Linked DNA regions of Homo sapiens: region 1 is linked to region 2. A link is an interaction called in ENCODE POLR2A ChIA-PET data of the cell type or tissue named here. Cell type or tissue: Caco-2. All regions are shown on one strand.

What was found. Peaks named below come from ENCODE experiments on the same cell type or tissue, not always from the same donor. Only the 100,000 strongest peaks of a DNase experiment are listed, where the experiment ranks them.
Region 1: POLR2A ChIA-PET joins it to region 2 with 7 read pairs; 2 of 35 experiments call an interaction of 5 or more read pairs at or near these places.

Annotation. Positions count from the first base shown.
Region 1 is chr19:38,203,015-38,205,514 of GRCh38, forward strand. It overlaps SIPA1L3 (signal induced proliferation associated 1 like 3), which reads left to right. Exons shown (of 22, transcript NM_015073.3): 21 at 1,113-1,194. Among named protein-coding and RNA genes, the nearest start is that of DPF1, 20 kb to the right of the region's middle. RefSeq lists an enhancer at 1-542. In Caco-2, no CTCF peak of the experiment used is centred here; a DNase peak (open chromatin) is centred at 1,248.
Region 2 is chr19:37,940,544-37,943,043 of GRCh38, forward strand. All of the region lies in intron 1 of SIPA1L3 (signal induced proliferation associated 1 like 3), which reads left to right. Among named protein-coding and RNA genes, the nearest start is that of SIPA1L3, 35 kb to the left of the region's middle. In Caco-2, no CTCF peak of the experiment used is centred here; DNase peaks (open chromatin) are centred at 1,088, 1,388 and 1,488.

The DNA.
Region 1 (2,500 bases), 260 kb after region 2:
CACTCGTCTGCACACCTCACGGTTCAGGGTTCTATATACAACCATCCGTGCACTGTACTTCATGGGCAGTGGGAGCAATTTTTGAGGGTAATTTTGACTTCTTGCTTTTCACACTCTGGCTTCAGAACTCAACCTCCACCACGAACGTAGGCCCCACTGTAATTACAAGAAATCAGCAGTTCCAGATGGTGCTGCTGGGCTGAGGGGCAGGAGCAGCATGGGCTGTGGGAAGCAGCGGGACCTGTGGCCCCTGGGCGGCGCTCCTGGAGTCCATTTGCCCCCATCTCCCTCTGCAGCTGCAGATCCCCAAGACTCAGCAGCAAGGTTGTAGGAAAGGGTGGGCGAGGCAGGAGGGCCAGCCCCCGACCGCCACCGCCTCTGTGCCTGTGCACGCACGGCATCCAGTGGAGCCTCCTTCAGCCCCAACTCCAAGCAGGAAAGGGCTGCGCGTTCTCTGCAGCGGCCAGGCAGGCCCAGGGCTGGGAGGATCTGCAGAGGGGCAGCTACTGGCCATGGGCCCCTGATTCAAATCCTAGCACCAGCACGTGGTAGCCATGCAGCACCTCCAAAGGCCACAGTGGGCAGAGGAGCTCTGTGAGATGAGCCGGGCAGTCTGGGGCTTGTTGCGGGGTGGCTCTCAGTGACGGCCACGTGGTCAGCATCACTGCCAGGACCATTGTTGGTCCTGCCCACAAGGGCAGGTCCTTTTGACCATCTGTCCATTCTCGTGCTTCCTGTGCCTGGACCCGCCAGGTGCTCAGCAGGTGTCTGTAGAGTGGGCTCTTTGTATCCTGGAGGTACGAAGAAGGGGTCCTCCCTGAAGTCACATGCACGGCCCAGCCTCAGGGAAAACGCACACTTAAGGGTGGGCAGCCACCCTTCCCCTGGCCTGGTGCTCCTAACACCCCGTCCACATCCACAGAGGTGCCCTTGGTGGGTGGAGTGTGCCGGGTGGAGGGCTGGCTTCCTGCTTCCCCTCAGAGCTTCTCCTCAGGCTTTGCTAGAATGTCAGGGATAAGGGGGCCTGTACCCCCAGGCTCCTCAGATGTGGGCCAGAAGCCTTCCCCAGGGGCTTTAGGGCCTCAGGCTGACCTTGTCCCTGGTTTTTCCAGCGAGGAGCCACCCCTGGATCTGACAGGCAAGGTGTACCAGCTGGAGGTGATGCTGAAACAGCTGCACACTGACCTGCAGAAGGTAAGGCCGGGGGCCACGCCCTCTCCATCCCACTTCCCAGACACTGGGCAGGGCAGTCAGCAGGGATCAGGCACCTGCCCCCGCCATGCAGGACCCACCCCACCCCCACACCTCCTGTGTTTGAGTGTAGTCATGGGTGAAGAGTAAACAGTGATAACACCCCAGGCTACCAAGCGCTCAGAGAAACTCATCCATTCTTGGGGGGAGAATAATCAGCCCAGGCTTTTCGGAAGGCAATTGGATAACATTTATCAAAAAAACACAAAAAAACTGTGGCTGGGCGCGGTGGCTCATACCTGTAATCCCAGCACTTTGGGAGGCCAAGGTGGTGGGTCACCTGAGGTCAGGAGTTCGAGACCAGCCTGGTCAACATGGTGAAACCCCATCTCTATTAAAAAGTACAATAATTAGTCGGGTGTGGTGGCGGGTGCCTGTAATCCCAGGTACTCAGGATGCTGAGGCAAGAGAATCGCTTGAACCCAGGAAGGTGGAGGTTGCAGTGAGCCGAGATCATGCCACTGGGCTCCAGCCTGGGCAACAGAGCGAGACTCCATCTCAAAAAAAAAGAAAAAAAAATGTTGATCCAGTAATTCCACTTGTGGGAATTTATCCGTGACAGCATGGGTACAAAGAGATTGTGAACAAGGACGTTCGTTGCCACACTATTGGCAATAAAAAATTGGAGCCAGCGTGGCTGTCACTCAACATGAGAATGGCTGTGTAAATTATAGGGTGTCCATGCAGCGGAACAGCTTGCAGCCAATTAAAGTAATAACAAATCTATATATTTACTAACACGCAAAAGAAGTCCAGTAACTTACATAAAAACCAAAGCGAGCTGCAGCAGTGTTGTCTAGAATATCACCATACTTATTTATTTATTGTTTAACCACCATGGTTGAGAGGGCCATCTAGAAGGTGACAGTCAATTTGTTCTTTGGACTTGTCTCCATGGGGCGGAAGGATGAGGAGGAGACTGGCTGGGTACGTTGGCTCACACCTGTAATCCCAGCACTTTGGGAGGCCGAGGTGGGTGAGGTCAGGAGTTCAAGACCAGCCTGGCCAATATGGTGAAACCCCGTCTCTACTAAAATACAAAATTAGCCGGGTGTGGTGGTGCACGCCTGTAATCCCAGCTACTTGGGAAGCTGGGGAGGAGAATTGCTTGAACCCAGGAGGCGGAGATTGCAGTGAGCCGAGATCATGCCTCTGCACTCCAGCTTGGGCGACAAGAGCAAAACCCAGTCTCAAAAAAAAAAAAAAAAAAATGAGGAGGAGACTTTTATCTATTGTTTCTATACTTCTG
Region 2 (2,500 bases):
CTTTCTAGAATTGGTTTGTTCCAATCAGGACCCAACAGGGCTCACCATTGGAGTTGGTTCATCTGCGTGTGAAGCCTCATTTAATCTATGGCTTCTCCCTCCCTCCAGCTCACTGCAACCTCCGTCTCCCGAGTTCAGGCGATTCTCCACCTCAGCCTCCTTAGTAGCTGGGATTATAGGCATGTACCACCACGCCCAGCTAATTTTTTTGTATTTTTAGTAGAGACAGGGTTTCACCATGTTGGCCAGGCTGGTCTCAAACCCCTGACCTCAAAGGATCCTCCCACTTCAGCTTCCTAAAGTGCTGGGATTGCAGGAGTGAGCCACCACACCTGGCTTGATTTTTCTTTGTTTTTCTCTTGCAGTTTATATGTTCAGAAAGGCCATGTCATTTGTCCTGTATATGATCAGGCCTGGATCTGACCGATCATATCCCTGTTGCAGTGTTTAACTTATTCTTCTATCTCTGTGTTTCCTATAAATGAATCATTGGATTTGCAGAGTAGGTGAATTTCAGGTTTGAGATGTACACACACACACACATACACACACACACACACACACACACACACACACACACTGTTTCTTTTTTGGCAGGCAGGGCTAGCCGTCCTCCTAGGTGTTGCTGTGTATCCGTTAGGGATGTAAAGCTGGGGGCCCCTTTCTGTATTGGTGTTAGTGGCCGTGGATGACCATTGCTCAGAGCCATTATTTCATTTGGGGTGTACAAAAATTGTGCTGTTGTAATTCTGTCCACCTCTTCATTTATTAGTGGGACTATTCCTCTAGAGAGAACCTGCCCCTCATCTATTATTCAGTTATCCTGAGGGTACTGGCTCTTTTGAACTTTTGTTTGCCTTAGAAATGACTATTGAACAATTGGGCTGGTGGTTTCTAATCTGTTGTGTGTTTTTTTTTTTTTTTTTTCCTGCAGAGATTCAAATCTTCCTTGTTTTTATGTTCATTCATTTGACATTTGCCGGTCTCCACCACTGCTCATACCCTGTCCTGAGCTTGCCAATAAACAGATGAACCAGTCCAGTCATCTCATTGTGTGGGCACGGCTGCTCCAGGCCTTACCTTTGACCGGGTGGGGCCTTGCGGGTGTTTGTCGAAGTAATGAGACTGTGGACATTCCCATCTTTCTCTCTCTTTCCCCTGTCGTGCATTGTCAGACCTTATAGTCTTTGGTGAGTTCCTGCTCTACGCCAAGGAATTAGTCCTTTATGCTTGGGGCAAGAGGTTTTTGAGTATTTGGATTTCTTCTGATCTGAAACTCCATTCCTAGACAAAAGAACAATAAAGGGCTCTACTCCATTGCAGAGGCAAGCCCTGGTAACCTGGCCAGGGGCGAGCCCTGACCCCAGCCACTGTTGTCTGGGTCATAAATTCTTGAGAGCAGTAGCACGCTTGAAATCATTTAGATGCTTTGGGATCAGTTATTCATTATATTGCACGATATCTAAGGGCCTCTTTGCTGCTAGAGATTACAACACATTCCTCCTGGGGGCAGAAGATTTATTGTGCAGTGATGTGCAAACTCATTCATTCATTCCATTGTTAACTTCTTCATTCAGCAAATATTTACTGAACATCACATATGCTTCCAGTGCCGGGGACGGAGCCCGATAAGGTCTGTCCTCCTGGAGTTCATTGTTTAGGTTGGGGGACACAGTCAAGGAAGAAGTAAACAGATTAATAAGATAATTCCAGATGGGGATGAATAATGCTGTGGAGTCAGGAAAGCAGAATGGCGAGAGAGACACGCCTGGAAGTAGAAGGGATTGTGGGAGGCTGGAAAACTGGGGTCGTTGGGGGAGAGCCTCCTCGGGGTGGTGACATGCCAGCTGAGAGTGGAGTGGTATGCAAAGGTGCCAGCCTTGTGAAAGATCAGGGAAGAGCTTTCCCAGCAGAGGGAACAGCAGGTGCAAAGGCGCTGAGGCTGGAATGAGTTTGACGTGTGAAGGAGTGTGGGGTGGGGGTGGGAAGGAGGGGGAGGGCAGGAGACGGGGGTGGCGGGGGAGCCTGGTGAGGGTGTGGGTTTGATTCAGAGTGTCCTCCCATGCCCTCTGGCTACGGCGTGGAGCATAGATTGAAGGTGGGAGTGGAAGTAGGGCAGTGAGGGGCAGCCTGTTTTGCAGTGAGGAGAGAAGTAGAGTCCCGGATGAGAGTGGTGGCAATGGGGACAAGAAGTGGGTGGCCCAACAGAACTTGTTTAGGGATTGGTCATGCTGGGTGGTGAGTGGGTTGAAAGGTTTACCAGCGGGTTCAGGCTTTGGTCTGCAGGATTTTGTGGTAGTAAGGATAGCCCCAGTCCCCTTTAACATGGGCTGAGGTTTTCTTTCAATTTTTGTATTTTTAGTAGAGACAGGTTTTCCAGGCTGGTCTGGAATCCTGGCCTCAAGTGATCCTTCTGCCTCGGCCTCCCAAAGTGCTGGGATTAGATGCGTGAGCCACACCCAGCCTCTTTCTCTCTCTCTCTCTCTCTCTCTTTTTTTTT